Regions from separate parts of the Homo sapiens genome. Here all the other regions are linked to region 1. A link is a loop called in an ENCODE intact Hi-C map of the cell type or tissue named here. Cell type or tissue: CD4-positive, alpha-beta T cell. All regions are shown on one strand. Links, peaks and the distances in the headings refer to the core of each region. The heading gives the core; the rest is flanking DNA.

Region 1 (6,518 bases), core at 906-4,905:
TGCCAATTCAGGCGGCATGGTATCCAAACACTCCCATAGCTCCTGAGCCAGCTTCCCTCCATCATCCAGATTCGTGTACAGTGCATTTCCATGGCAATAACCTGTTCCACAAAAGGTACAGTAAATATTTACTATTTTTTCACACATTTCAGATTATTTGGGTCTAACAATCTAACTGGCACTCTCTACTGCTTTAGAAAATGGCAATGAGAAGCCAAGCCTCCAAGAACAAAACAGAAGTGCCTTCAGCAACAGGGACACCAGGGAACCACGTGGACAACCAAGAACAGCATGTGGCCACAGATAAAGAGATTTCAGGAAGCTCCGCTCACAAGAGCGCCTCTGGGAGCTATTTAACCCCCTCCAGTCGCCCCACCCTCCCAGAAACAAATGCAATACATTGCAACGATTCTAAACACCCCCTCATCTCTTTTAACTCTCTCTCTATGCAGCCCCCAGCACCCACACACATACACAGGTCCTCTGAGAGATTTTTTAAAGCCTTGTTCACACATACGCAGAATATGCAGCACTAAGAGTTTTAACTGCTAAACCCCTGACGTGCGTGCACATACACACACAGAGTTTGATAATCAGCAGAGCTTCACTGTGCCTGCTCAAAGAGGCGGAGGCTCTCTTGGAATGAGGGGGGCTTCTCTGCTCAGGGCTTTTGAAATGTCAGCTGAGCCACGGAAGAGCTTGTGATTCACTCCCTGACTCACTCCCATCTCTGCAGCAGACCCCATCTCTGCAGGGAGGGCAGGACAGGGCTTTTTCATTCATTCCCTCATTCAGTCACAAGACCTGTTTTATACCACGTTTACACACAAAAAAAACTCATTCAGGCACAAAACTCTGTGCCCAGCTTTGCACTAGTCCCTAGAGAGACAGAGAAGAATAAAGTACAGCCCCTGCCCTCAAGTTTCTCACAGTCTGACAGCCAGGGAGACAAACAGGTCACCACCAATCAATGTGATATATCAAGGAGTATATACAAGGTACCTATATCTATTTAGAAGACTGACACATTTGACTGTGGAAGTGTGACGTTCCTGTATTACAAAAGATTTCATAAACCAAAAGAAAAGACATAGGACAGACCAAGGGGATTTATTTTTAGACTAAATCACGGATTGGCATCTAGAATATATAAAGAGTTACTATCAATTAATTAAAAAAAAAAAGACAGGGGACCAGGTGCAGTGGCTCATGCCTGTAATCTCAGCACCTTGGGAGGCTAAGTTGGGAGGATGAGTTGATCCCAGGAGTTTAAGACCAGCCTGGGCAACATGGCAAAACCCTGTCTCTACAAAAAAAAAAAAAAAAAAAGCCTGGCATAGTGGTGTGTGCCTGTAGTCCCATTTACTAGGGAGGCTAAGGTGGGAAGATCACTGGAGTTGAGGTTACAGTGAGCTGTGATCTGGACACTGTACCCCAGCCTGGGTGACAGAGGAAGACCCTGTCTCAAATAAAAAAGCCACTAGAAAAATTGACAAAGTAATACGAAGAGGGAATTCCCAGAGAAAAAAATACAAGTGCCCAAAAAGCGTATGCCTAATCTCATGAATATCTGGGAAATGCAAATTAATACAAGATATTTTATCCATTAGATTGGCAAAAATGGAAAAGACTGATAACTCCCAGTATTGGCAACCACGTGGGCTGAAAGAATGATGGAAGAACGCAGGTCTAGTAGAGCACCCTGGATGCAAGGGAATGGGCATTCGATTGCTCTCATTATTCATCTTTCCTCCCACGTGCTTTGCACATGACAGTCACTCAGCAACCCTCTGCAGAACTGAGTCAAACAGGAAAAGTAATGCCGCATATCTGAGCTGCAGAGTGTTCTTATATTCAAACACCCATCCCTATGGCTCCTCTGGGATACTGGAGATGACTGCCGGCAGGATAACAGGTGTGGGAGCCAGGGACAAGGCGGGAAGAGGGCTTGCTACTCAGGGAATAGAGTACCCCATTGATGCTGGTCACTCTTCCTTTCCTACCAGGGATGCTCAGGCATTCCACTCCTTCACAGACAGCAACCTTGCCCTGAGAAAAGAAAGGCTTATGTGTGATTATTCACTATGGAAAATAAGGAGGAAACAGATCAGGAGAAACAGGAAAAATAAAGTTTCACTTGCTAAAGTGAAACTGCAAAGAGGCACCAGCCTGAAAGGCAAAACCAAGGCCTAGATAGACAAGACAGCAGCAGGCCCAAAATGCCCACTGATGCCAGGAGGCCCCTCTGTTCTACCCAATAATGGAAACAGCCAACACGTGGGTTTACTCTGTGCCAGGCACTAAGACCTCAGGTACCTTATCCCTACAGACCTCAGCCTATTTTAAAAGGAACTCAGAGAGGTTAATCAACTTGTCTGAGGCCACACAGCTTGTCCACGGCAGTACTGGGGTTTGAACTTAGGTCTGTCTGACTCCAGAACCCCGTGCTCTTACCCATACTGCTTAGCTTTTAGCTGGCCCAGTCCTGGGAAGTCAGCCCTCCAGGAGGAAGCCCTGCCTGACAATGGGTTGGGACTAGAAGGAGATTTATGTCCCCCATTCTGAGGAAAAGCAGGAGCACCAGTTGGGGAGTGGGAGGACCCAGTGGGACAGACAGCTAAGAAGAGAGTCACTATTACCATTCAGGGACACACAGAGTCTGGAACCTAGGTTACTTCCAGGCTTAAGGGAGTGTGGGTGTACCCACCCTCCACCCCACCCACATCTGGTGCCGCTAGAGGGATCAACAGAAAAAAAAAAAAAAAAAAAAAAAAAATTCAAATCATAGGGGCCAATGCTGCTGTTGGCAGAAGCAGGAGGAAGTGGGCCACTGGGGAGGCCACATCCGCCCCACGGCGAGGCTCCTTCGGTTAGCATGGGCAGCAGCAATGCAAGGAGAGGGAAGGAGGTGGTCTCTGGGCCCAGGTGAGGGAGAAAGGAGAGGCTCTGGGTGTCATCCCAGCCTGAGGCACAGGGAAGAGGTGTGGGTGGCTGGACCCAAGTGGCTCTGGCACTCCTAGATCTCACAGAGATCCCAGCCTACCTGTGAGACCTCAGGCAATTAATTTAAGCTCTCTTGCCTCAGTGTCTTCATCTGTAAAATGGGGATAAGAATGTTATCTTCCTAGTACTGGGTGGAACTACCACCACCTCAACAACTGGTACCTGCCTGGCTTCATGCCTACTGGACTACCCCACTGCCACTAAATTGGAAACTCTATGACAGCTTGTCTGGCTAGTTCACTGCTGTATCTCCAGCACTTAGAACTGTAAGTGGCACCGAGCAAACACCCAATAAATATTGGTTGAATTGTTAACAATAGGTGCTCAAAAATATTTGTTGAAGAAAAATAAAGGAGACAAAGAATAAAACGATAGAAGGTAGAGAAAAAAGAGGGGCAGAACGGAGGAAGTTGGACCCCCAGGAAAGTTCCAAGACCATGAGAATCAACTGAGGTTGGCCAGTTAGCCAACCTGCTTCTCCAAAGAGCTCTGCCCAAGATAGTACTATGTTGTCAGAGTTAATAGAACCAAGCACTGCTTATCACTAGGTGACTGGGCTCGTGTTTTAACCAGTTTCTGAGCTTGAGGCAAGGTCTCCTTTCTCTTCCTTATCTAAGGAGGCCCCAGGGGCTGGCCCTTTCTTTCATTCGTTCTTTCTTTTGTCCATTCGTTCGTTCTTTCTTTCTTTTGTTTGTTCGTTCTTTCTTTTCTTTCTTTCTCTGGGTTACAATCTCATTCTCTGTCCCTGGCATCCACCTACAGACTCCGGAAGAGTGTAAACATTCTAGTGTTCACCTGTGGTCTCACACAGTGCAACCTCTGGGCCAAAGCCAAGTGTTTACGCCTGAATCACTGTCACTAGAACGGTTGCCTCTGATTACCACTCCTCGAAAAATTATGCGTTGTCAGTAAAAAACCAACAGGCGTGCCCAGCCCAGGTGTAGATCTCATGAAACCCTGTACTACTGACAAGTGATTTGCAAGGACCTTTCCACACCCACAAATCTCTGACAGGAGATGCATGGTGGTTAAGAATGTGTGCTTTGGAACCAGAGGATCTGGACTCAAATCCTGGGCCTCCACTTATCGACAGTGGAACCTTGAGCAAGTTAGTTCATCTCTTCTTGACTCAGTTTCTTCAGTTACAAGAAGAGGATAATAACACCTACCTCACTAGGTTACTGTGAGAATTCAAGGAGGGCCAGGCACGGTGGCTCACACCTGTAATCCCAGCACTTTGGGAGGCCAAGGCAGGTGGATCACTTGAGGTCAGGAGTTTGAGACCAGCCTGGCCAACATGGTGAACCTTATTAGTCTCTACTAAAAATACAAAAATTAGCCAGGCATGGTGCTGTGTGCCTGTAATCCCAGCTACCTGGGAGGCTGCGGCATGAGACTCGCTTGAACCCTGGAGGTGGAGGTTGCAGTGAGCCAAGATCGCACCACTGCACTCCAGCCTGGGCAACAGAGCAAGACTCCATCTCAAAAATTAAAAAAAGAATTCAATGAGATAACACACATAAAGTGTTGTAAGCAGTCAAGATTCTTATTTATAAACATGGAAGCCCACTCTAACCAGTTTAACCAGGAAAGACAAGCTTTGGGAGGCCCTGAGAATCCAATTAGGACACATTTAGAAAGCCAGAAGAAACATCTTGACCACAGTACAGAACCCGCTGCCACCACTCCAGAGTCCAGACCAGGCAATCTGCACTACAGATGCTGTGAATATTCAACATTCACAAGGGACAGATCTTGCTAGAAGCCCCACCATAGCTGACTCTGCAGTCTGGACATACTTAACACCTCCCCCTCCAGAACAGATCAAACACAGTGTCTGCTGCTTCTAGCCACCAATTCAGAGTCCAGCAAGGACTCACCTGATTGACAGATCCTAGGTCACATGTCTGTGCTCTAGCTGCAAGGGAGGTTGGGCGAGTGGGTTTCTGAGTTGTGCATTAAAGAGACATGGGTTTATGAGGTGGCGAATTCACAAATATTAAAAAAAAAAAAAAAAAAAGCGGCTCCAGAGTGTGTGGCCAGAAAGAATGACAAGTGTCTCCCATTAGCTCTTGGCACAGTGCCTGGCTCATATGTGCCCAATGAGTAGCCATTCCCTGGAGATGTCGTTTAGGCCCCAAAGCAAGAAGATTCCTGTGCCCCAATCATTCTTCATCTCTCTGGGCCACCCTGTTACTATTCCAAAAGGTTTGGATTGAACCCTTACCTTTACTCCTCCTAACTCTTGTCCTGACTATATGCATCTATGTATCTCTGAAGACCCCCACTGGAGCCCAGAAATAAAGGCAAGTACTGCTTATGGCCTGGCAGGAAAATGCACCAACCAGCTGGTATCACAGATTCACAGAACTTCAGAATGCCTAAACTAGAAAGTGACTCTCTCCTACTGTCTTGTTTTGCAAATCAAGAAATTGAATCTAAAAAGGGGAAAGGACATGACAAAGATTGCCCAGCAAAGTCCTGGCAGAACCAAAACTAAGATCAAGGAGAATGAGGAGAGGAGCCCAGGTCCCAGATCTTCCGCAGCAAACTAATATTGCACTGAGCAAGATGCCTTTAGCAGGGCTGAGCAGCTGCTCCAAAGGAACCAGTGCAGAACAAGGATGCTGTCTCGAGAAGAGCAGTCTTAGAGGTCATGGGAACAGGCAGCAGAGTAAGTTGAAGCTGCAGGACCCCAAAATGCTATGTCAGGATCCCTTAGCCCCTTGCTACTCAAAGTGTGATCCATGGGCTGGGCATGGTGGCTCACGCCTGTAATGCCAGCGCTTTGGGAGGCCAAGGCAGGTGGATCGTTTGAGATCAGAAGTTCGAGACCAGCCTGGCCAACATGGTAAAACCCCGTCTCTACTAAAAATACAAAAATTAGCCAGCAGTGGTTGCATATGCCTGTAATCCCAGCTACTTGGGAGGCTAAGGCAAGAGAATCGCTTAAGCCTAGAAGGTGGAGGTTGCAGTGAGCTGAGATCACACCACTGCACTTCAGCCTGGATGACGGCACAAGACCCTGTCTCAAAAAAAAAAAAGACAAAGACAAAGAAAGAATGAAAGAAAACGTGTGATCTATGGACTAGCAGAATCAGCACCATCTGGCAGCTTGTTAGAAATGTAGGATTCCAGGCCCGGCCCCTCCCCAGACCTACTGGATCACAACCTGCATCTTAATTAGATCCACAGGTGATTCTTCTGCACGCTAAAGTTTGAAAAGCCTATACTAGTCAGTTCTGGCCTAAAGAGGAATTCAAAAAGAAAAAGTTAGCCTGCTAAGAATCAGCATTTCTCTGGATCTATTATGTGTCTGACACTACGTTAGGTTCTTTATGGACTTAACTCATTAAATCTTAACAACCCTATAGCCCTCTAAAGTAGACTTTCAGGGTCCCATTTTACAGATGAGGAAACTGACATTTAGGCAAGAGATATAACTTACCCTTTACCGCTAGGTCTACCTGGTAACTGACAACTGATATGATGGATGACAGCAAGGTACCGGCATC
Region 2 (6,518 bases), core at 963-4,962, 86 kb after region 1:
GAGTTCTATAAGAGACACCAAATTTACAAACAATAGGCTTCTGGGGAAGGTAGAGGGGACTAAATTGAGACGTCAAAAGAGTTAAAAGGTCTTCAATCTTATCTATGTTGTGTAATTTATCCTGATGAGATTGTACTTATGCATTTCTTATGAACTTAAATTTTTTAACACAGCAGGACAATGTCACTATATCATCTATGCTGGGTCACAAAATCTAGCTGACTCCAGAATCAGCAGAAGATACGTGTATGGGGATAAACATGGCCATAATGATTACCCCATGACTGAGGTTTCTACCTCCCCTGATGTTTTCTCTTTACTCTCAGAAAGAAACAGTCAACCAAGGCACACTTGGCTTTTGCCAGTCTAGTAACCTAGAGACCTAAAGGATTAATCCCTTCCCAGGGGCGATAATTAACATTTTCTAATGAAGGCAATTTACAATCAATCAAGTTAACAACTGCTGTTCTTATCCTACTTTCTTTCACTTAGGTGTGAAAAGACAGGAAGTACTTGAAGGGTGGGGTAGACTCAAAGGATAGAATCCCACAGGATCCCATAGAGCCCGGGGGCAATTTGACCAGGAAGGGGTTCTGAACTCCAGAAGAGGAGGATGGAGAGTGGAAACACAAAGACTAAAAGGCAGGCTCTAGCATGACATCCAGAGAGAGGCCTCCCTCTTCTGGGCTTAAGCCTACTCTCCCAGAACCTTCACTCAGCTCCTTGCATCCCAAAGGGCAGAGTCTAGGCTAAGCATAAAGGATCCAATCTATGCAATGGAGGGAAGTAAGTGTCCAACACAGAGGCACCTGATGAAATACAGCGACCAGCCCAAGAAGAGCCCCTTGGGGCTCTGTTTCTTACATTAGGAAATCTCAATTTCAGCCTGCACAACATGGCAAAACCCCATTTCTACAAAGATAGATATATATTTATATATAAAAATTTAAATATACATATACACACACACACACACACACACACACACACACACACACACACACACACACACATATATATATATATATATATATATATATATATATATATATATATATATATATGCCGGGCATTGTTGTACATGCCTGTAGTTCCAGCTGCCCTGGAGGCTGAGGTGGGAGGATCACCTGAGCCCAGGAGGTCAGGGTTGCAGTGAGGTGTGATTGTGCTACTGTACCTCAGTCTGAGTGACAGAATGAGATCCTGTCCAAAAAACAAACAAACAAACAAAAAACCACACACACACACACACACACACACACACAAACAAAACAGAAAATAAATCTTGATTTCTATTTCTTCCTCGTTCAATCTTGTGAGGTTGTGTGCAAAGGAAATTTACCCATTTCCTCTAGGTTTTCTAACTTGTGTGCATAGAGGTGTTCATAGTCATCCCTGAGGATCTCCTGTGTTTCTGTGGGATCAGTCATAATGTCAGCTTGGTCATTTCTGATTGTGCTTATTTGGATTGTGTCCTTTGCAGCAACATGGATGCAGCTGGAGGCCATTATCCTAAGCAAATTAATGCAGAAACAGAAAACCAAATACCACATGTTCTCACTTCGAAGTGGGAACTAAACATTGGGTACACAGGGGCATAAAGATGGAAACAACCGACACTAGGGACCCCAAGAGGGAGAGGGCATAGGGGAAGGGGGTCAAAAAACTACCTATCAGATGCTAGGTTCACTATGTGAGTGGCGCGACCAATAGAAACCCTAACCTTAGCATCACGCTCCATAACCACGTAACGAAACTGCACATGTACTCCCTTAATCTAAAATAATTTAAAAAAAACAAAAAAAGAAATCTCAGAGGCCCTGGTCGTGAGAAGCACCCAGCCTCCACTCAGGGATGGAGGGATACAGAAGCAAACTCCACCTTCCGTTTCCTGTTTGATCACAGCAACTCCCAATGCAGGTCTCTGCTATAAGAAGTAGATACAGGTTTTTTCTTTTCCATCACTTATCATAATCTAGAACGACCTCTTATTTTGTTTGTTTGTAATCTTGTTTATTATCTGTAGGTTACATGAGGAGCAAGGGCTATCTTGCCTATTGCTGTATCCCCAGTATACAGTAGGAGCTCAATAAATTTTTCTTTTCAAGATGAGTTCTCACTATACTGCCCTGGCTGGTCTCAAGATCCTGGGCTCAAGTGATCCTCCCGTCTCAGCTTCCCAAAAGACTGGGATTGCAGGCGTGAGCCACTGTGCCCGGCAATAAATATCTTTTCTTAATCTCGAAGGTGAGGATACTTCTAGCAATACAGCAATAAGCCTGAAACACAGTACCTGAGGGTGGGAGAGCTCACTGAGCAGAGATGGTGTTTAGGAAAGAAGTAGAAATGCCTCTACTTCGGAAGGGACCATTTCTGTTCCTAAAATAAATAAAATCATATGATTTTCCTAGGACTATTTTTTGTGGCTCTATGGGTTAAGAGTCAGAACCTTCATGTTAGTCGCCCTACAAAGGAACAAGGGAGATCCTTATTACTAAGTTTTGAAGTTTGACCTCAGCTTAGCTAAGATTTTACTCTGTACCCATTACTGACGGGCTGGTACAAAAATAAGAGCAGTAACTTCCTCTTTTATTTAAACAAAGAGAGAGAGAGAGAGAAATAACGTACTGAACTCTGAACTTCCTCTCTTTTAACCACAACTTACTACTGACTTTTACTTTGGTAAAAAGATTACCAAATCAGGCACATTCTTGGTGCTGATGGATAGTTTCTATCCAAAACTCTGCCTGGAACATTGTCTACTAATACCAATTTTAATATAGGAGCCAGTCCAGGAACCCTGATTGGAAGCGGACAAGACTGACTCCAGGCTGCCATAAAACTGCCCAGCTCAGCTTTGGGGCTGCTACAGTTACATTTACAGGATAGACACTTTCCATACGAAAATGAAACTGCATTCAAAATGCAATTCTATTTCGAGGCACAAATCCACAGCTAGATAGGGCAGAGGAGCTGGGACATCGGGTGCAGCAGCCTAAGTTTGGCCCCAAGCTCTGCCACTTAAGAGCTCTGTGACATTGTATTACAGGAAAGGAGTCCTGATCCAGACCCCAAGAAAGGGTTCTTGGATCTTGCACAAGAAAGAATTCAGGGTGAGTCCACAGTGCAAAGCAAAAGCAAGTTTATTAAGAAAGTAAAGTGGTGAAAGAACAGTTACTCCATAGACAGAGTAGGGGGTTCCTAAAAGTAAGAGAAGGAGCACGTCCACCCTAGGTAAAATATTCGTGTGTGTGTGTGTGTGTGTGTGTGTGTGTATGTGTATATATATGTATATATATACACATATATATGTATGTATATATACACATATATACGTATGTATGTATACACATATATACATATATATGCATGTGTATATATATACACATACACATGCATATATATGATTATATGATCATATATGTTATATATTATATAATCATATATATAAATCATATATATATGATTTTAAAAATCATGGAGAGATGTGTTCTGCTACAAGGGTTTGTGATAAAGGATTAATTTTCTTAATTACTCTGTTTTGCAATAATCAATATTATTATCCTTAAAGCAAAATTAGGAATGCCTTTGTTCTCAAGATATCGGGATAGCTGGACACTGCCAAGCCTGGCTCTGTTTAGTAAACATTATCAATCTGTTCCCTTAACTGTAGACATCTAGAGGCTAGGAATACCTTTCTTTCTGGGAATGCAGCCCAGCAAGTCCCGGTCTTATTTTCCTAGCCCTTACTCAAGATGGAGTCACTCTGGCTCAAGTGCCTCTGACAATTGGGGAAATGACTTCACCTCTCTGGGCGTTAGTTTTCCCATGTGTTAGACAGAAAAGAGTCTCGTTTCTGTTATGGGCAAGCAAGCTTCAGCTAGACCCAACCTTTCCATAGGTAACAAGTAAAAACTCTCAACGAAAAAAAAATTTTTTCCTGAAATTACTCGAAAGTGAACAAAAGAAAGCAGATTCTGCAGAGAGGTTGAAACTTGGAAGAAGGGAATGGTCATTTTACAGCTTTTCCCCTGAACGCAAGCTGCTGTCAGCTAAAACTTCAACATGAAGCCTCAAGTCTTTCTGGTGTACAGAACCAGAGGACAGGTTTCAGGTCACTCACGGCTTCTGGAAAGTGAGGAAGGAATTCCATAATAGAGACAGCCAAGAGAGAAGAGCCCCAAATTCTGTGTCTAAACCCCACCCAAATGTCTGGCTGACTCTTGAACCATGCATGCATGGGGCAGTCCCAAAGAAGACTCAAGGATAAAATAAAAAACAGAACTGACATCTGAGCTGGTGTCCCAGAGACAGTCTACTGTCCAACCAAGTCAATGGCCTACTAAAACAAAAACATCAATGCTTTTCAGAGAAATACGAATGAATCCAGAGTCTCCACAGCACAACACTTACAGTGTCCAGGATACAATCCAAAATTACCCGACATACAAAAAACCAGGAAGATAAGACACAATCTCAAGAGAAGCTAATCAACCAGGAAAAAAGGGGGAGGAGCAATGATTCAGAGTAGGTTGAGGCAATAACCTCAAATTGTGTGAGATACAATGCATTCTACTGGAAAGAACAGAAAACCCATCTTAAGACGTTTTAAGCAGTAAGAGAATTATCTAACAAAACAAAATTTCAAGAGATAGAGCTATATCAAGATTAGTGAATTCAGGGGCTCAAGGATATTGTGAAGGAGACAGATCCTCTCCCTCTTTTTACACTGCCATTTACAGCTTGCCAACCTTGTCCCTCATGGTCAAAACATAGCTGCCACAGCTCCAAGCACCACATGCAAATGTGACATGAAATACTTAAACACAAATCCTTTGTCCTATGTCCCCTTCCTTCCTGCTTTGCCCTGTGAGTATGTGATTCTGGGAGCTATCACAGCCTTCCTGGGACCAAGAAGGGAGACACTGATCACATTTTGAGGATGGCAGAGCAAATAACTGAGAGGCGCTTGATGACAGTGTTAAGTCTTTGATTAAACCAACCCTGGAACCACCAGCCTCCTTGTTAGGCTCGCCAGATATTCTGTTTTTAAGAACCAAAGCAGGTCAGGCATGGTGGCTCATGCCTGTAATCCCAGCACTTTAGGAGGCGGAGGTGTGAGGATTGCTTGAGCCCAAATTCAAGACCAGCCTGGGAAACACAGTGAGACCCTGTTTCTATAAAAAATAAAATAATTAGCTAGGAATGGTGGGACATGCCTGTAGTCCCAGCTACCTGGGAGGCTGAAGTGGGAGGTTTGCTTGAGCCTGGGAGGTTGAGGCTGCAGTGAGCTGTGTTTGTGCCACTGCACTCCAGCCTGGGTGACAGAGCAAGACCTTGTCTCAAAAAAAAAAAAAGAACTAATGCATCCTATCTGAAACAACCTCCAGAATTGGAGAGCTAGTAACACTTGCTATAAATAGAAGGTGAGTATGAAGAACACAATGAAAATTTAAATTATTAAATTCTAGCAGGTACATAGCTCTGAGTCTGAGATTGCTTCATTCTTTTAGCTTAAAAGGGAGATTTGCATGCATTAGAAAGATGTTTAGGACATGATAGCACCAAACTAAGACACTCTCCTTAACCCGAAGAATTAAAAGAAAAAAACATTTTTTTCTTTTTTATACTGAGTCTCATTCTGTTGCCTAGGCTAGAGTACAGTAGCGCGATCTTGGCTCACTGCAACCTCTGACTCCGGGTCCAAGCAATTCTCCTGCCTCAGCCTCCCGAGTAGCTGGGAGTACAGGCACACACCACCATGCCCGGTTTTTTTGTTTTGATTTGTTTTGTTTCTTTTTTTTTTTAGTAGAGATGGGGTTTCACCATGTTCACCAGGCTGGTCTGGAATTCCTGACCTCAAGTGATCCACCCACCTTGGCCTCTCAAAGTGCTGGGATTACAGGTGTGAGCCACCACACGCGGCCTACAAGAGAATTTCTTTTAAAACTACGTAGTTCCATGTTGTTGAATACCTTACATCATTAAAAATCTTTGAGTGCCACCAGTAACATACTTCAGATATTTTAAAAATGCACCCCTGTATTAACAACTCCCAAACATTTACCTCTATCCCTGACTTCTCATGACTTCCAGTTGCCTTTGGGCACCTACACCCGGATATGGCACAGGCACCTCATCCTCAACATACCCAACGCATAATTCTCTATCTTCTCCCCCAAGCTTTCTCTTCTTCTTGTATTCTCTGCTGCTATTCATGATATTTCTATGTATCAAGCACCCAAACCCGGACTCCCTCAATAGGTGACAACATTTATAGTACTTTTTTTTGGTACTAAGTGCCAGGGTGCCACTGCATCTTACACAAGCACTAACATATTTGATCCTGACAACTCTTATTAGGTAGGTCCTATTATCATTCACCCCTTTTTCAAAATGAAGAAGCTAAGGATAAGAAATTTGCCTGGGGTCATGAGATTTGAATGCAGGTCTGTCTAATTCCTCTTTTTTTCTGCTTCACAAAGAAAATAGAAACCACCAAGCAAGATTTCTCAACT
Region 3 (6,518 bases), core at 1,312-5,311, 61 kb before region 1:
TCCTGCAAAGGATGCTGCTGGAGCAAATGCCTGCCAGGTGGCCATCTGCACCGGGGACTCTGCACACAGCAAGTCCAGGCAGGCTCTGATCCTCATGACCGCTAGAAACAATGACCCTGAACCAGCAGGCCCGCATAGACAAGGGCCCTAACTGAGGAAGGTGAATTCTGTGCAGGCCAACTCTGATGTCTATACTTTTTTTTTTTTTTTGCAATTCCACATCTCACCTTTCATCTTTTACCAAGAACCTCACTAGGACGCCACTCTGCTGAACAGACAGGTATTGAAGAGCTATTATGTTCATGCAGCATCCTAGGTGTGGAGTGATCAAACAACGGATGCCAACCCCACCTTCAGGGATTTACAGATCCCAGCAGGGGGTAATAATTACTAGTGCAGTAACAGCTACCACATACAGCACTCACCATGTGCCAGGCACTGTTCCAAGCGCCTTACATATTATGAACTAATTTGATCCTCAACGACCATGTAAAACAGGTTTTTGACTATTCCTATTTTATAGGGGAGAAAACTGAGACACAGAGAAGTTAAGTAACTCGCCCAAGGTCACACAGCTAGTGATTCATTTTTATCCAGAATCTGGGTTCTTTGTCACCATGTAAGTAAATATTAGGTTGGTGCAGAAGTAACTGTGCTTTTGCCATTATTTTTAATTACTTTTAACTAATTACTATTGCACCATTATTTACAATAGCAAAAACCGCAATTACTTTTGCACCAACCTAATATTTAGATGTCCCTAAGATATGTGACAGCAAGAAGAGGTATGTGGTGTGCTGAGTACAAAATATTGGAAATGGGCCTGGTCAGGGAGGTCAGGAAGGGCTTCCCTGAGGAAGTGATGCTTGAGCTGCAGTCTAGAGGACCAGCGTGAGTTGACCAGGGCCCTTAACCCTGCATGCAACTGAGAGGTTCTGAATCAATCAGAGATTTGGACTTAGTTGGTCTGGAATGGGTGCAGACACTGCATTCAGTTAAAAAGCCCTGCAGAAGATTCTACAATGCAACTAGAATTGAGACCCACTGAACTCACAGGGAAGAAGAGAGAGAAGAGTATCTCAGCCAAGGGAGAAGTATGTGCAAATGCCTGGTGGCAGGATGAACAGAGGAGTGAACGAAGGTACTCAGAGTGGTCAAGCAAAGGCTGGAGGGACCCTGACGCCAGAGCACGCAGGGCCTCATGAGTAGGACAATCATATCCTGTATCTTCCAACAGGGACTCTTGTGAGGATGACAAGGGCACCAGCCTTGTGGTACGCTGACACAACAGAACAAACCAATTTGGTTTATAGGCAAGCTTGGCAGAGGAGGACGTATGTCCACCCTGCTTCGCAGCCACTTCAAAGAGTATTTACTTTGTCCCAAGAACAATGGGAAGCCATTGACATGTTTTCAACAAAGAGGATGACATGATCACATTTGGTTTTTAGAAAGGTGTGGAAAGGGTAGGCCAGTGAGACAGAGAGGAAGCAGGGAGACAGGACCAGAGGCTACTTGTCCAGAGAGGGTTAGTGGAGTTGAACAAGGGTCCTCTCAGTGAGGATGGGACATGGTGGCTAAGAGCAGGCTCTAGAGCCAAACTCAAATCCAGACTCTGCTTATTAGTTATGTGACCTGGCAAGTCAGTTCACTTCTCTGGGCCTCAGTTTCCTCCTCTATAAAATAGGTGTTAAAAAAGCATCTTTCTCATAGGGTGAGGATTAAATGAGTTAGCATATATCAATCACTTAGAACAGCACGTGGCATATGATAGGTGCTACATACATGTCAGCTATAATTATTTAGGAGGCACTATAGGATTTGGCCATGGAGAGAAAATGAGGGTGAAGGAATGTCTGGGAACACAGAGCAAGATGCCCCAAGAATTGATCACTGCTCAGTGGAATTTGGGAGATTCACAGTTAAGGAGTGAAAAGGATCAAAGACAGAAAGTTTCATGAGGAAAGGCTGAGATGCAGCATTAAGGAGTGAAGCCAGGACCTAAAGACCAACACTGAAGGCAAAGCAGGTTCAGGCCTCTGGGTCAAGCAAACATTTCTATGATATGCTAGGCACTGTTTTAACCTCTTTGCATAGGTTAACTTATTTAATACTCACCCTAAGAAGTAGTATATTATCATCTTCACCTTGTAAATGAAGAAACAGGAACAGAGAGGTCAAGTGACTTATTTAAAGTGCACAGCTAAGGTGGGACACAATGGTTCATGCCTGTAATCCCAGCACTTTGGGAGGCTAAGACCCATCCGGGCAACATAGCAAGACCCCATCTCTACAAAAAAATTTAAAATTAGCCAGGTGTGGTGGTGTATGCCTGTGGTCCTAACCACTCAGGAGGCTGAGGTGGGAGGATCACTTGATCCCAGGAATTGGAGGCTGCAGTGAGCTATGATTGCACCACTGAACTCTGGCCCCAACAACAGAGTGAGATCCTGTCTCAAACAAAACAAAATAAAACAAAACAAAACAATGAAAACAATGATACACAGCTAGTAGGTACCAGAGCCAAGATTGGAGCCCAGGCAGGCTAGTTCCAAAGTCCACACTCTTTATTAACTTGCAAGGCCACAAACCTGAGCCTATGCATTTCACTCTGCTCTCATCCACAAACTACCCCTGAAAGTATCAGAAGGAATTGTTTAAAAATGGGATAAAATCTATTTCAGCCCAGAAACCAGGGAAAGGTACCAAGCAAATGCCAGAAATGCTTTTCAATAGATAGAAACAGTGAGACTGGAATTGTGGGAAGGACGACCTGGCCCAGTCCTTCTTACCCTACCTCCAATTTAAAAAAAAATAGAGTGGTGGCTGGGCATGGTGGCTTATGCCTGAGTAGTCCCAGCACTTTGGGAGGCCAAGGTGGGAGGATTGCTTGAGCCCAAGAGTTTGAGACCAGCCTGGGCAACATGATGAAACCCCATCTCTACAAAAAAATTAAAAAATCAACCAGGCGTAGCGGCACATGCCTGTAGCCCCAGCTACTTGGGAGACTGAGGCAGGAGGATCACTTAAGCCTGGGAAGCAGAGGCTGCAGTGAGCCGTGATGGTACCATTGCACTCGTAGGCAACACAGTGAGACCTTGTATCAAAAAGAAAAAAAAAATCGAGTGGCAAGGTCTGACTGAGGGAGTAGGTAATTGACCAAATATAAGTGAAGGTGAGTCTAACAGGAGCCTATGAAGTCACTGGCAGCAGCAGGCACTTGAGCAATATTTAAAATGATGAATCTTCCTCCCAAAACCTGCAGGAGAAGCAAGTGGCTTCCAGGCTCACCTGCAGATCTCACTGGACACGAAGAGGGTGCTAAAGGACAGCAGGGGGCGCTATAGCCACTGACTCCTAACTAAGGATATGTCCCAGCCAATTTAGAGCTCAGACACCAAGAGAGAAAAAAGACTTCTGCATTCTTTTAAAGCTCCCTGCCTTGGACTATTGCACACTCTCTACTCTCCAAAGAAAGCCCATTTGACTAAATTTACATTTTCCCTTCTCCCCTCCGATGTGGGGTGGGGGAGACCTTCCACTGACAGTCCCCACCTACGAATGCAGAAGTTGTAAACCGGAGGTTCACAGAAGGAATCCAGTCCAAAAATGTGTTTAAAATACACCACAGTTGTAATTCTTGAATTCTCTGTCAAAATCTAAATTTAGGGGATTTCAGATTTCTCTGGAAAAAAATGGGAAAACTTAGACCTTCATCCTTTAAACAGCAGGAATTAGGAAACGGAGCTGAGTGCCGCTGCCCCTTTCAGATAGGGTGTTCAATGGGCCAATGGGACATGCCTGTGGTCACACACGTCACTCATTCACCCACCTGCCTGGCCCCTGCTGGCTCTGAAGCTGGACATCCTGATGAACAGGATGCTATGTGTCCTTTCAATATCATGTGGCCACACACACACACATATGAAAGAAACCAGCCAGACACAAGAGATGGTCTACTCTATAATTCTGTTTTTTGGTTTTTGTTTGAGATGGAGTCTTGCTCTGTTACCCAGGCTGGAGTGCAGTAGCATGATCTCGGCTCACCGCAACCTCAAGCGATTCTCCTGCCTCAGCCTCCTGAGTAGCTGGGATTACAGATACAAAAACCATCATGCCAGGCTAGTTTTTGTATTTTCAGCAGGGACGGGGTTCTGCCATGTTGGTCAGGCTGGTCTCAAACTCCTGACCTCAAGTGATCCCCCCTACCTCGGCCTCCCAAAGTGCTGGGATTACAGATGTGAGCCACCGGGCCCAGCCTAGTTTTGTTTTTTAAGTGCTCAAAAGCAGGCAAACTGTTTTCCATAGTATCTGCAACATTTTGTATTCCTGCCAACAGTGTACAAGGGTTCCAATCTCTCCATATCTTTGCTAACACTTGTCTTTTTTAAAAAAAAAAATAGGCCGGGCGTGGTGGCTCCCACCTGTAATCCCAGCACTCTGGGAGGCTGAGGCAGCAGAATCACTTGAACCCGGGAGGTGGAGGTTGCAGTGAGCCAGGATCACGCCATTGCACTCCAGCCTGGGCAACAGAGCAAGACTCCATCTCAAAAAAAAAAAAAAAATAGTCATCCTAACAAGTGTGAGATAATATCTCATTGTGGTTTTGATTTGCATTTGCCTAGTGATTAGTGATGTTTAGCTTTTTAAATTTTCATATGCCTTTTGGTCATTTGTATGTCTTCCTCGGACAACTGCCTATTCAAGTCCTTAGCCCGTGTGAAGGTTCCTCAAAACATTAAAAATAGAACTACCATATGATTCAGCACCCTCACCTCTGGGTATTTACCCAAAAGAATTGAAATTAACATCCTGAAGAAATGTTAGCAGTTCCATGTTCATTGCAGCACTCTTCACAACAGCTAAACGTGGAAGCAATCTAGGTGTCCACTGACGAACAAATGGATAAGGAAAATGTGTTTATGCATATGATGGAATATTTTTCAGCCCCCCAAAAAGAAGGAAGTTCTGCAATGAGACAACATAGATGAACCCTGAGGACATTATGGTAAATGAAAAACACTAGTCACAGGAAAACAAATACTAGATGATTCCACTTACGTAAAGTAACAAAAATAGTCAAATTGATAGAAAATCAGAGTGAAAGGGTGGTGGCTACAGCCTGGAAGAAGGGCAAAATGGGGAATTACTTACCAATGGGCATCAAGTTTCAGTCAAGCATGATGAATAAGCCCCAGAGATCTGCTGTCTCGTACTGCATCCATCATCAACAATGATGCATTTTACACTTAAAACTTTGTTAAGAGGATAGATTTCATGTTACGTGTTCTTTCCAAAATAAAATAAAATAGATCACTGGGGGTGGGGGGAAAAGCAGCCAAAGGATTGCTGGTCTGGTAGTGGTTATTTTGATGGATGGGGAGGGACGTGTAGAGATTAGAAGGAGCAAAGAAGGGCTTCTGGGGCTCTGCTTACAAAGAAAAATTCACTGTGTGAGAATTCATCAAGCTGGACACTTTTCCCGTACAATAAACAGTTGTCAAAAACTGTGTGACCAGTCCAGACTAAAACCAGCACCCTTGATTCCAAATTCTAAACTCCTAGAAGAGGCCAATTTGATCCTGTTTGGGAGAGATGTCCACACGCATCTGGACCAAATCAGGCCAAGGCTGTAGGGTCACAGACCTTTGGCAGTGCATATCTGGAAAGGCAGCTCTCAGGGAAGAAAGCTGCCTGCTTCAGGACCATTTGTGCAGGTACACAGGGTTGAGGTCTACCAGGCAGTTTGAGGTACTAGGTAAGAGCATAGCCCCACGGGCCAGAGGGCCTAGAGCTGGACCTCTCACAAGTGACCTTGAGCAAGTCATTTAGTCTCTGAGTACCTCAGTTTCCTCATCTGTGAAATGGAATTATAACAATGATAACCTATCTCACAGGGTGTAATGAAGAATGAAGAATTATTATATGTAAAGTGTTTAGGACAGAATTATATCTATAAATGCTGGCTCTTAGTTTTTTTTTTTTGAAAAAGAATACCAAGACATCCTAGAATCCTAGACCACTGGAGGTGGGGGAGCCCTCATGAGGGCATGAACCTCATGAACACAAAAGAGCAGAGACAGAAAGAAGACTAGGAAACGTGAGGTCTCTTGAGTCCAGAACCAGGGCCTTTCACATCCTTTCTGGCTGCCTATCTCCAAGGCCATCTGCCTTTTGATTTCTCCATTTGCCCCCAGGCCTGCAGGCTCCAGAAATTACGGTCTTCTGGGAAATTGTGAGGCTGGTCCTGCCTCCCAACTAGGAGAAGCCACAATAATTTATAGATGGGACGCATCAGCTTCATTCAAGTCCCAGCAGCTCGCCTCTCTGTGCACGGTTGGTTTCTGTTCTCTGGCCTTCCAGCATCATGGATTTGCTTCTTCCTCCACAGCATGCAGCTCTGTGTCTTCGTGACAGTGAGGGACAAAGGGATGTTTGGAAGCAATTCATTCTGACCTTTACAAGCGGGTTCTGCATTGCAGAAGCAGTCAGCCCGTGGCAAATGAGAGCAGAAGAAT
Region 4 (6,518 bases), core at 1,366-5,365, 68 kb after region 1:
GTGTCTGGCATATAGCAGGCTCTAATAAACAACATGTATCATTATTACTTATTATTATCGTTATTGTTAATTCCTTATAATCTTCACAATAACTACTTAAAAGTAGGCATTACTATTATCTTGAGTTTGCTGGCAAGGAAACTAAAATCCAGAGAAATTAAATAACTTGCCCAAGATCATCCATCTTGAGAACCTGGGAGTGCCCTGCACCTATTATATCCATTCAATCATCCATATTTGCTGAACAACTAAATGATCGCATGAACCAAAGGGCTACTAGAATGCCACAAAAGAAAAGGAGATATGGGCTAGGCATTGTGGCTCACACCTGTCATCCTAGCACTTTGGGAGGCTGAGGTGGGAGGACTGCTTGAGTCCAGGAGTTTGAGACCAGTCTGGGCAACACAGTGAGACCTTGCAGCTACAAAAAATAAAAATAAAAAAATTAGCCAGGCATGGTGGTGTGTTCCTGTAGTCCCAGCTACTTAGGAGGCTGAGGTGGGAGGATTGTTTTAGGCCAAGAGATTGAAGCTGCAGTGAGCTACGGTCACACCACTGCATTCCAGTCTAGGCGACAGAGTGAAACCCTGACTCAAAAAGAAAAAGAAAAGGAGATGGTTCAGTTCCCAGGGTGCCCTGGATGTGGTGTTCAAACAGGAAGCCCATAAGGGAAGGCAAAGAGAATGTTCACAATTTTTAATGAAGTGATATTTGCAAAGAGAGGCAGAAAACGAGAGCTAAGGGAAGGTAACTTGGGGTTGATCTGCTTTGGAAAGGAAAATATAAATATATGACAAATGTTAGTTCCTATGTCCCCATGTATATGATGTGGGGAAATCTCCAGGACTTTTGCTTACATTGAAAATGTCTTCATCATTGGGGGTGGATGCAGTGCTTTGAGCACAACACGGGTGCCAGAGTCAAATTAGGGTTCAAGTCCTAATTCTATAAGCTTGCATAAGAACTTATACTCTCTGAGACTCTCTTTCCTCATCTATAACTGTGCTACCAATATGGTAACCACTAGCCATATGTGGCTACTGAGTACTTGAAGTGTGGTTGAATTGAGATGTGCTGTACGTGTAAAATACATATCAAATGTTGAAGACTTGCTATGCGGGGAAGTAAAATATCTCATTAATAATTTTATATTGATTACATGTTGATATGGGAATATTTGGAATATGCTGAGTTAAAGAAAACATTCTCACAGTTCATTTCACCTGTTTCCTTTGACCATTTTAATGTGATTGCTAAGAACATTTTAAATTACATACACAGCTCAGGTTTATGGCTCATGTTATATTTCTACTGGACAACACAGATCTACAAAATGTGGTTATGGGATTGCTACGAAGTTCAAAGACGTCATATGTAAAGTGTACCAGGTGCCCAGCTGTGCATTTGCTTCCCTCTTCCAATTCATATCCCATTTACCAGTAAGTCCTTTTACCTCCCAAATCTGCCTGTGTCTCTCCCTCTGCACTGCTGCCCGTGCAGACAAAGACACCATCTCTCACCTAGAAATCTGCAATTGACTCCTGACTCATCCTCCCACTTCTGCTCCAGTCCCCAACAATCCATTCTCTACTTGGCAGCCAATGGAAGGTGTGTTAAATACAAATCTGATCCTTTGCATCTCGCCTACCTAAAACTCTCCAGTGGCTTCCCACTGCACTTAGCACAGAGGCTCATCCTGTGGGGCCCCTTATGATCTGGCCCCACACCCACCACGCCCCAGCAACAAGGATCACGCCTAGCCACTTTCCTCCTCAAGACCTTTCCATTGCTCATCCCAGGGCCCAGAATGGTATTTTCCCAAATTCTGTGTGGCTAGCTCCTCCCCACCTTGTAGTTCTCAGGTCACCTGTCACCCAGTTAGGAAGGCCTTTCTGATCTAAAGTAGCCACTCACCACATCACTCTGTTGTCAAATCCTGATTCAGTATCATGACATTTATCGCCAGTGGATCTCATCCTGTTTTTTTCAATTTGCTTACCTGTGTATTGTCTGGCTTCTTGCTGAATATCAGCTCCATGGAGGGTGGGGACCTATGTAAGCCACGCTATGCCCCCAGCCTTGTTCAGTGACTGGAACAAAGCTGGTCCTCAATAAATGCCAGTTTAATGAATAGATGTTTCCACTGGAGCTGTGGTGCAGTTAGAAGCCAAATCCCCAGAAAAATCTTCCCGAGACAGTTTCTACCATCAGCAATTCCACTTCAGGATCTATATCCAAAAGAATTGGAAGTGGAGTCTCAGCCAGGTGCAGTAGTTCACACCTGTAATCTCAGCACTTTGGGAGGCTGAGGTAGGAGGATTGCTTGGGCCAAGGAGTTTGAGACAAGCCTGGCCAACATAGGGAGACCCCATCTCTACAAAAAAAAAAAAAAAAAAGATATTTGTATACCCATGTTCACAACAGCATTATTCACAATAGCCAAGAGGTGAAAGCAACTCAAATGTCCATTGACCGATTAATATATAAGCAAAATGTTGCCTATTCATACAATGGAATATTAATCAACCTTAAAGAGGAAGAAAATTCTGACATATGCTACAACATGAATGAACTCTGAGGGCATTACACTAAGTGAAATAAACCAGTCATCCCAGGAGCAATGGCTCACGCCTTCACTTTGGGAGGCTCATCCCTTCACCTTGAGAGGCTGAGGTGGGAGGATCACTTGAGGCCAGGAGTTTGAGACCAGCCTGGGCAACATAGCAAGAACCTTGTCTCTATTAAAAATCAAGAAAAAAAATTAACTGGGCATGGTAGTGTGCACCTGTAATCCCAGCTACTCAGGAGGCTGAGATGGGAGGATCTCTTGAGGCCAGGAGTTTGAGACAACCCTGGGCAACATAGCAAGACCTTGTCTCTATTAAAAATCAAGAAAAAAATTAACCGGGCATGGTAGTGTGTGCCTGAAGTCCCAGTTACTCAGGAGGCTGAGATGGGAGGATCCCTTGAGCACAGGAGGTCAAGGCTGCCATGAGCTGTGATTGCCCCACTGCACTCCAGCCTGGCCTGCGAGAAACAGGGAGACCCTGTCAAAAAAAAAAAAAAAGGAAAGAAAGAAAGGAAAGGAAGAAGGAAGGAAGGAAGGAAGGAAGGAAGGAAGGAAGAAAGAAAGAAAGAAAGAAAGAAAGAAAGAAAGAAAGAAAGAAAGAAAGAAAGAAAGGAAAAGAAAAAAAGGAAGAAACCAGCCATGAAAAGACAAATACTGCAAGAGTCCACTTACATGAGGCATCTAAAATAGCCAAACTCATAGAAACAGGAAGCAGAATGGTGGTTACCAGAGGCTCGGTGGGGAGGAAGAAATGGGAAGTTATTGCCAGTGGGTATAGAGTTTCAGTTTTACGAGATGAAAAGTCCTAACTGTTGCACAACAATGTAAATGTACTTAAAATGATACTGTACACTTAAAAAAATAGTTAAGATGGTAAATTTTATGTTATGTGTTTTTTACCATGATTTTAAAATTTTGTAATTATTTTTTAAAAATCAAGTTTTCACTTATCCCAAGGAATAGAATGGAAAACTGTGGCTAAATAGTCTAAAAGGAATAAAATATTTTTTTAAAAAACGGGAATGGGCCAGGGTGCAGTGGCTCACGCCTGTAATCCCAGCACTTTGGGAGGCCAAGGTGAGTGGATCACTTGAGGCTAGGAGTTCAAGACCAGCCTGGGCAACATGATGAAACCCCGTCTCTCCTAAAAATACAAAATTAGCTGGGTGTGGTGGTGAGTGCCTGTAATCCCAACTACTTGGGAGGCTGAGGCGGGAGAATTGCTTGAACCTGGGAGGCAAATGTAGCAGTGAACCAAGACCGCGCCACCGCACTTCAGCCTGGGCAACAGAGCGAGACTCTGTCTCAAAAAAAAAAAAAAAAACTGGGAAAAGAGAGAAAAGGAGTCAACACAGGGCCCTGTCAATGCTCTGCCCATTCTTTGTCTTTCATCTTGGGAAGATGGACACAGAGACTCATGGGCCTGGGCCCCCAGGAGCATCACAGAGTGAAGAGGAGAGGCAAACATTCCCTTTAACCTCACTGCTGAAAACTTCTAGAAGTCTGCTCTCAGGACATAATTAGGAATGCCAGCAAAAGGTGTTTCATCAGAGCACTGCTTGTAACAGTGAGAAATGGAAAATACCCCCATGACCATCCGGAGGGCACCTGTTAAAGATCGTCAAGCCAAGCAGTGGAGACTACAGAACCATACAAAAAAAAAGATCGTAAAATGTGAATTGAAAAGCAGATAGTCTCTTATGTCATCTTGACCCCATTTGTGTGTGTTTGAGGAGACAGAGACAGAGAGACATGGGTAGATAGCAAGGTATTAACATTTCTGCTTGATAAGATTATTTTCTTTCTCTGCATCTTGTTGTAATGTTCTATAATGAAGATGTATTGCTTCTGAAATAAGAAAAAAAAATGTTTTAGCGAAGAAAATATGGCAGGAAAAAATATTCAGAAGGAAACCCTAGGGGATCCCAGAGAAAATTCTAGTACCCTACTTCATTTTCTAAGAGTAAAATTATAGCACAGAAAGAACCCCCAGTAACAAATAGAAAATACAAAGCTTGAGTTATATAATTCAGAAAGGCCTGCAGAGGCTGTCAGACACCCACAGAGACCCAAACAGACCTTTTGGAGCTCAAACCAGGGCAGAGAAAATACACAAAAACTAATAGAACCCATCCCGGGATTAAAAATTAAACGTGCAGAATCACAGAGACAAAGGCATATGTGAGAAGGAGGGGGAGAAGGAGGCAGGAAGCAATGTTCACTCCTCTTTCAGGTGCTAGTGTGGGCCTTGTGTGTGTGGTGGGGGGATTCTCAAAGCTCATTTTCCCCACTGTTCTAGGGAGCCCCTATAATTAAGCTAATACTAGGAGGAAAGAGCCCTTCTATTTAGCTGTCATCTGTGTGAGCACAAGAGGTGAGTCAGGCATCTCCTGCAGCAGAATGGAAAAGACCCAGGAGCCTGCCAGCTGACCTAGCTTCTACCATGCTGCCTGGCTTAGGGGTGGGGATTCGATTCCCCCAGAGTACTACTGAGTCTAAGGACAAATAATATTAATACACTTTCAGAGCATGTCTTGTGTACCAGGAACTTTCCTAAACACTATAAACATACTCACTCGATTTTCACAACAATCCTATGAGATCGGTGTTTTTATTAATCCCATTTTGCAGACAAGAAAACTGAGGCACAGAGAGGTTAAGACTTGCCCAAGGTCACAGAGTTTAAAAAACAGCAGAGCTAGGATTCGAACTCAGGAAGCTATGGCCCAAGAGCCTATGCTCTGAACTACTATGCTGCTGTCTTAGAAAGCTAAAGGACCAGGGCACCGGGCTCAGTGGCTCACGCCTATAATCCCAACACTTTGAAAGGTCGAGGCGGGCGGATCACTTGAGGTCAGGAGCTCGAGACCAGCCTAGCCAACATGGTGAAACCCCGTCTCTACTAAAAATACAAAACTTAGCCAGGCATGGTGGTGCATGCCTGTAATCCCAGCTACTCGGGAGGCCTAGGCTGGAGAATCACTTGAACTGGGGAGGCGGAGGTTGCAGTGAGCTGAGATCATGCTTCTGCACTCCTGGCAACAGTGGGGCTCCGTCTCAAAAAAAAAAAAAAAAAAAAAAAAAAAAAAAAAAAAGGATAGCTAAAGGACCAACAACAAAGGTTTATTCCCAGATTACTATGACATCTGTTTGCAGGAGATTCATGTCAAGGAGAAGGTGCCTGGAAAACCTCAAGGTTGAGTATTGCTGAACTTCATCCTAGGCTATGAAAACAGCCCAGACTTACTAAAGAAAACCACTTTCCCACTCCCATATCTCCTACTGCTTCAGTGCCCAGCTCTCAGCATTCTCTACTTCCTGTGTGCCCACAAAACATGAAAACCAGCTCTCAGCAGGAGCTACACTGCACTCAACCACTACACTGCCTCTTTTTTTTTTTGAGATGGAGTCTCATTCTGTCGCCCAGGCTGGAGTGCAGTGACACGCTCTCAGCTCACTGCAACCTCCGCGTCCCAAGTTCAAGTGATTCTCCTGCCTCAACCTCCTGAGTAGCTGGGATTACAGGCGCGTGCCACCACGCCCCACTGATTTTTTTGTATTTTTAGTAGAGACGGGGTTTCACCATGTTGGCCAGCCTGGTCTTGAACTCCTAACCTCAAGTAATCCACCCACCCCAGCCTCCCAAAGTGCTAGGATTACAGCATGAACCACCACCACACCCAGCCAACACTACATTGCCTCTTAAGGACGCAGGCTGTGCACCCAGAATGACAAAGCCTCCTCTACACTCCCTGGCTGCAAGACCTGCAGAGAGCTGTTTACCTCCATTCCCCCATCTGTTAACTAGAGCTAATAACAGGGGTTATAGTCAATCCTCATTATTTGCAAATTCACCTCTTGCTAAAATTTATTTATAACCGCCAAATCCATACTCAAGGTTCTTTCATGATCACTCACGGACATGTACGGAGTGGCAAAATATTTGAGT
Region 5 (6,518 bases), core at 1,718-5,717, 45 kb after region 1:
ACTCAGCAACAATCCTTTTTCCCTCTGCAGCACTGTCATAAAGAATCCCCGCCGCCCCAGCTCTCACCAATCTCCAGAGGCCTTGCTCAAACCTCAGCCAGCTCCTCTCTGTGTTTTCCTCCTTCCCCCAGCTCCCAGGGATTCCACCCACTTCCCTCTCCTCTTCCATCTCACTCCCACACCTCCCTCGTCTAGATGGACTTTCTCTCCCCACCTGCTGCCCCAAATCTCCGAATAGACACGTGTGCTTCCTGCTGCCCCCAACAATACACCCATGGACTCTTTTACTCCTAAGAAAAATAAGACAATAAACCGATATGCTGTTAAATCACAAAACATCTGCCACCTCCGGTTCTCAGAGTCATTGTTCCTGGATCCATGGCCAGGCCTTGTTGTCTGGGGGTGTGGTTAGCAGGGGGAATGGCTAGGCTCCCAGGCAGGTCCTAGGGAGTTTTGCAAGATTCACCTGTAGGGCTAGGTGGGAACCTCTGTTCCTCCCGGAGTCGACCGGTATGGTTCCACCCTTTCCCCACAGACCCCACACTCATACCAGAAATCTGGGTGTTCTGGTCTCTGAGATAGATAGGCACCTCCCTTCCTGCCTCCCAGACATCTGGAGCCATTGATACTGCTGATGACAGACTCTCAGAACAAGAAAGGGCCTCACATGCATCTAATCAACGGTCTGTTCAGGCTGGGCACAGTGGCTCACGCCCATAATCCCAGTGCTTCAGGAGGCCTAGGCAAGAGGATTGCTTGTGGCCAGCAGTTTGAGACCAGCCTATGCAACATAGTAAGACCCTGTCTCTACAAAAACTAAAAAATTAGCTGGGCATGTGGTATAGTCCTAGCTTCCCCAGAGGCTGAGGCAGGAGGATGGCTTGAGCCAGGAATTTGAGGCTGCAGTGAGCTATGATCACATCATGCACTGCATGGGCAACGGAACAAGACCCTGCCTCTGTTTAAAAGAAATGGATGGGAGGTCTGCTCGACCCAGGCTTGATAAAGCAGTAATTCTCAACTGAAGATGATTTTGCCACCCAGGGCAATGTTTGGAGACATTTTTGATTGTTACAAATCAGGGTGAAGTTAATACTGGTGTATACTGGGTAGAGACCAAGGATGCTGCTAAACATCCTACACTACATGGGACAGGCTCCAACAAAGACCTATTCCACCCCCCAATGTCAATAATGCCAAGGTTGAGAAATCTTGCTGTAACTAAATTCCTCCCAGCACGGGACACTCACTTTCCCCCACCCCAACCCTGTCCCCACCCAGGAAACCCACTGTTCCTACACAGAGTATTTCTGGTTTAATAAATTGCGGTTATCCTTCAGGTCAGGATCTTTGCCTCTAGTCAGCTGAAACCCCCTAAAATCCTTGCTGCCTAGCTGGCACTGGAGGCTGTCAGAAAATGAGTATAAAATCCCTCCTCCACAATTTAATATATGATAAAGGCAGCATTTCAATTCTGTGGGAAGCGATGGATTATTCAATAAATGGTATTGGGACAACTGGCTGGCCATCTGGTAAAAAATAAAGCTAGATCCTCACCTCCCTCCTAAAACCAAAATAAATTCCAGATGGATTAAAGATTTAAATGCAAAAAAAAAGAAGTTAAAGTAGTAAAAGAAAATATGGGAGAATTCCTCTATAATCTCATTGAGTAAGAGGCCTTTCTAAGCAAGACACAAAATGTAGAATATGTGGAAGAAAAGACTCATAAATTGACTACTGAGGAATTTTTTAATGTCTACAGAGTTTAAAAAATCCATAATAAATCACTTTTTCAAAGTTAAACACCAATTTTATAAATTACATTATATATAAAACATATGCCAGGCTAACAGACATGTTCTTTCACAAACAAAAACCGGTTAAAAATCAATAAGTAGAAAAAAATAGGCAAAAAAGAAGAAGCAGTTCACAGAAAAAGAAATAGAGCTTTCAAACATAAAAATGTTCTCATAAGCAAAGAGATGTAAATTAAGATGATAGCGAGATACTAGTTTTTCACTGATCAGATTGGCAAAATGAAAAAGTTTGATAATATTCTATGTTGGTAAGGAGATGGGGAACAAGCTGTCTGAGGGAAGTGTGAACAGATCCTGTACAGAAAGCAATTCAGCAACATCAATCCACATTTTAAAGCACATATCCTCCGTCCTCATGATTCCAATGCGACACCTATCCTTGCACGTCGTCAAACCCACAGAGGTAAACATATATAGGAATGCTCACTACCTTATTGTTTATAATAGCTAAAGACTCTCAACAGCACCAATGTCGATCATCAGGGGACTGGTTAAATACATTATGCATCATAAAAGGGAATGCTAGGAAACCCTTAGAGGAGTATGAGGCAGCTCTATGTATCAATCCCCATGAGACATTATTAAAAGGAAAAGCTACATATGAAACAACACTATAATATATTTCCACTTATGTGAAGAAAAATGGGGTGGGTACAGAGTCAATCACTCATTCAACCCATATTTATTAAGCACCTACAATGTCCTAAGCACTGTTCTAGGTGATGGGAATTCTACCAGGAGTAAGTCTGCCAAGATATCCATAGGTTGCACATGCTTGGAAAATTACTGGAAGAAAATACAGGAAACTGGTTCTAGGAGACTCTCTGGAGTTGTCAGATTTAGCAAATAAAACTACAGAATGCCCAGTTAAACCTGAATAGCACATAAACAACAAATAGTGTTTTAGGATAAGTTGGTGCTATGCAATATTTGGGACATACTTATACTAAAAAGGTGTTCCTTGTTTACCCAAAATGCAGACTGAACCAGGCATCCTGTTAACTGGGCAACCTATTCTGGGGGTGAGGAGTGAAGTTCTGGGGAATGAAGCATCTACCACAGGAGAGAGATATCCTCTTCAAGCTACTGTGTGTTGTAACACATTGTACTGTTTGCCATTATAACCGGGAGGATGCACTGCTTGTGTTGTTATTTATTTAACGACACGAATGAGTAAGAAGAGAGAAGAAATTCCACAGACGTAAGGCCAAACTCAGTGCAAGCTGCAAAGTGCATTCCTCGCCAGCTCAGCTCACAGAGTCAGCCTGGCAGCCCTGCGGCCACATTCCAGGGCCGGCTGCTTCTCTAAATGGAAGCAATGGATCCCACACTCTAGCAGTAAGTCAGCAAGCAAGACTCCGAGCTGTGCTATTTTTTTTTTATTAAAAAAAAAAAAAAGAAAAAAAAAGGACCAATGCAAAGAAAGAAATGTAGAAAACAGTGAAGAGAAGAAAACACCAGAAACACCAGGCATGCTAAAAGCTGGCCTTTTCCATGACAATACGGAGAAATAAAACATCAGATTTCTTAAAAAGCCTGGTTTTAAGGATCTCTTGGGCCTCTCAGATCATCTCCATCTGTCCTTGCCTCTTTCTTAGGGGAGATTTTACCACTCAAAGAGGAAAAGTGCCTTTTATGTAAAAATCCCCCAACTTTTAAATCCCAAATATTTTGAGTACTACCAATAACTGACATGTATAAAGCACTGAAGCACTTACTATATGCTAGATACTCTTCTAAGTGTTGTGGTTTTTTGTTGTTGTTGTTGTTGTTCTTTTGAGATGAAGACTCGCTCTGTCACCCAGGCTGGAGTGCAGTAGTGCGATCTCAGCTCACTGCAACCTTCACTTCCCGGGTTCAAGCGATTCTTCTGCCTCAGCCTCCCAAGTAGCTGAAATCACAGGCACCCACAACCATGTCTGGCTAATTTTTGTATTTTTAGTAGAGATGGGGTTTCGCCATGTTGGCCAGGCTGGTCTTGAACTCCTGGCCTCAAGCAATCCACCTGCCTCAGCCTCCCAAAGTGCTGGGATTACAGACATGAGCCACCACGCCCAGCTTCCTCTAAGTGTTTTAGCCAATACTGACATATTTAATTCTTTCAACAACCCCAAGAGATAGATGCTATTATCACCCCTCTTGCACCTATGTGGAAAATGAGGCACAGAGTGGCTTGACAATTAGCAGAAATCACACAGCTGGAACATAGGAAATCTGGGATTTGAGCCCAAGTAATCTGACCCTAGAGCCCACCCCCTTAGCTGCAGGCCAGGTTCATCCTGGGTACCCTTGGTGAACAAGGTAGACACACCCCCTGCCATCGTGGCCCTTATAGCTCATGAGGGAATCTAGCTATTCACAAGGAAATAGACAAGCTAATGGCAAACAGTGCTAAGTTCTAGGGCAGACACAAACGAGGACTTGAAATAGACCACATATTCATTTAGTCGACACATATTTAATAAGACCACATATTCATTTAGTCGACACATATTTAATAAGGGCCTATGGTGTGCCAGCGTCGTTGCAGACACCAGAGGATGGAGCAGTGGATGAAACAGAGATCCTTAACCTCATGAAGCTTACCATCCTAATCAATATCCAGAAGGAACTTGAAACAGGATGTTAGCAAGGGCCTGTCAAAGGGGGAGACATTTAAGTTGAGACTAGAGTGAGAGCTCACCATGTAAAGAGAAGAAAAAGTATTCCAGGCAGTGGGAACCACTTTCTGCAAAGACCCTGGGTGGAAAGAGTTTCAGTTTCTCCTATCTCCAAGAACAATTCCACTGCTGCTTTCCCCTCTCCGGCATTCTCCTCTTCTCCATCCAAAACCCATAGTTAAAAGCGTATTTTAATACTCTCTTCCCTCCCAGCTATCTGAAAGATCTAGGGTAGAAATCATTTACTTTCTCATATTCCCAAGGCATGTGCTTGCTAATTAATCAAAGTATTATTTATTGTGACTAACAAAATTAAGGCATTTCTGATTGTTCATGCTCTGATGAAGCTTTGAGAATCTTTGCTGCTGTTAGGGGGGAAATGATGTGGTAATACCAATCCCCAGATGTACGGAGCAGACCTGTCTCCATACGCTTAGAAAAAACTAGGACAGAAACCAGGAGAATCTCTATCACTCCCCCACACACACGTGGGTGCACACACACACACACACACACACACACTTAAGTTCCCTTCCGGATCCTACTCACAAAAGCCTGGGGCCATGTATTTTTGTCCTGAGCAGGACAACAAAAGCGGGGCTCTTTACCACAGCTCTGAGTCAGGGGAGGGTTTAGAAATAACATAAGTAGGCTGGGCGTGGCAGCTCACACCTGTAATCCCAGAACTTGGGGAGGCTGAAGCAGGAGGGCTCCTGAGGCCAGGAGTTTGAGACCAGCCATGCAACATAGCAAGACTTTGTCTCTACAGAAAAAGGAAAAAAAAAAAAAAAGAAAAGAAAAAACTAAAAATTAGGTAGACATGATGGCTTATGCCTGTAGTCAAAGCTACTCAAGAAGTTGAGGTGGGAGGATGGCTTGAGCCCAGTAGTTCAAGGTTACAGTGAACTACGATCGTGACACTGCACTCCAGACTGGGTGACAGAGTGAGACCCTATCTCAAAAAAAGGAAGGAAGGAAGGAAGGGAGGGAGGGAGGGAGGAAGGAAGGAAGGAAGGAAGGAAGGAAGGAAGGAAGGAAGGAAGGAAGGGAGGAAGGGAGGGAGGGAAAAACTTTTGAGCTCAGTTCCTGAACGCATTATCATCAAGAGATGACAGTTACCATCATTACTGTGCAGATAATAATGGTGAGGGGTGAGAGACTGGAGCCAGACAACTTAGGTTTCGAACACTAGCTAGAGTCTAGCTGAGCCTCAGCTTCCCCGTCTGTAAAATGGGGACTGCTATAACAGTGCTTATTCCTCAAAGGATGCTGAAAGGGTCAAATAAACAACTGCAGGAAAATGATATAGAATAGAGCTCGGTACAGAATAAGTATTATACTAACTTAATTGTTAACCTCAAAATGGTAGGGGCAAAGGCATCACAGTTGCATAAGATGTTAGCATTAGGGGGAAACTTTGGGTGAGGGGTATGCAGTGGAACTCTCTGTAAATGTTTTGCAACTTTTCTAAAAATCTGAAATTATTCCAAAAATTAAAAGGTTATTTTTTCTAAAGGCAGGGGCAAATGTTTTTTCATTGTCTTCTTGGATCTTCTCCCTTATAAGGAGAAAAATCCAAGTTTCAGAAAATATATGGCATTGTCCATACAGATAAGAGCCCCACCCCACCCTACATACCCTCCAGTTTCCCCCAAGCTGCCCTCTGTCTGCTGGGTGAGGCTGTTTATCAACTGGCTTTGAGTTAAAATCAAATCTCTTCCTGGGGGTAAAAATTCCAACAGACCCAGACCTACAACTGCCATCAAGTTTTCTCTTTCTTTCAGTGAATATTTTTTCAGTGCCTACTGTGTACCAGGTACCAATCCAGTAGCAGTGAAACCATAACGAACAAGGCACACACACTCAGCCACAGTGTCTGTCTGCACCAGCTCTGAGATGTCTGCACCAGCTCTGAGACTTCCAGTGTGTATTTGCAAACCCAGACTGACTTTTATGGCCTCCAATGTTGGGGAATGATCATTGCAGGGTGTCTTCTTGACCACTCGAATTTTTGGGACCTCAGAGAAAATGCTGCCACCAG

The links. Peaks named below come from ENCODE experiments on the same cell type or tissue, not always from the same donor. Only the 100,000 strongest peaks of a DNase experiment are listed, where the experiment ranks them.
Region 2: it touches region 1 in a loop (2.6-fold over the local background); 8 of 110 quality-filtered maps call a loop at or near these places.
Region 3: it touches region 1 in a loop (2.4-fold over the local background); 12 of 110 quality-filtered maps call a loop at or near these places.
Region 4: a loop joins it to region 1, with 2.1 times the contacts of the local background. A loop is called at or near these places in 5 of 110 quality-filtered maps.
Region 5: a loop joins it to region 1, with 1.9 times the contacts of the local background. A loop is called at or near these places in 9 of 110 quality-filtered maps.

The regions. Positions count from the first base shown.
Region 1 is chr16:23,946,391-23,952,908 of GRCh38, reverse strand. All of the region lies in intron 2 of PRKCB (protein kinase C beta), which reads right to left. Among named protein-coding and RNA genes, the nearest start is that of PRKCB, 110 kb to the right of the region's middle. In CD4-positive, alpha-beta T cell, for the core only: no CTCF peak of the experiment used is centred there; DNase peaks (open chromatin) are centred at 1,768, 2,798 and 3,838; H3K4me3 peaks cover 872 bases; H3K27ac peaks cover 3,954 bases.
Region 2 is chr16:23,860,013-23,866,530 of GRCh38, reverse strand. The region is part of intron 2 of PRKCB (protein kinase C beta); the gene reads right to left. Among named protein-coding and RNA genes, the nearest start is that of PRKCB, 27 kb to the right of the region's middle. RefSeq lists an enhancer at 125-771. In CD4-positive, alpha-beta T cell, for the core only: no CTCF peak of the experiment used is centred there; a DNase peak (open chromatin) is centred at 2,630; H3K4me3 peaks cover 1,177 bases; H3K27ac peaks cover 1,598 bases.
Region 3 is chr16:24,007,474-24,013,991 of GRCh38, reverse strand. All of the region lies in intron 3 of PRKCB (protein kinase C beta), which reads right to left. Among named protein-coding and RNA genes, the nearest start is that of PRKCB, 170 kb to the right of the region's middle. RefSeq lists a silencer at 3,237-3,286. In CD4-positive, alpha-beta T cell, for the core only: a CTCF peak has its summit at 3,321 (motif pointing right); a DNase peak (open chromatin) is centred at 3,341.
Region 4 is chr16:23,878,629-23,885,146 of GRCh38, reverse strand. All of the region lies in intron 2 of PRKCB (protein kinase C beta), which reads right to left. Among named protein-coding and RNA genes, the nearest start is that of PRKCB, 46 kb to the right of the region's middle. RefSeq lists an enhancer at 3,226-3,355. In CD4-positive, alpha-beta T cell, for the core only: no CTCF peak of the experiment used is centred there; a DNase peak (open chromatin) is centred at 3,316.
Region 5 is chr16:23,901,740-23,908,257 of GRCh38, reverse strand. The region is part of intron 2 of PRKCB (protein kinase C beta); the gene reads right to left. Among named protein-coding and RNA genes, the nearest start is that of PRKCB, 69 kb to the right of the region's middle. RefSeq lists a silencer at 3,968-4,153. In CD4-positive, alpha-beta T cell, for the core only: no CTCF peak of the experiment used is centred there; no DNase peak of the experiment used is centred there.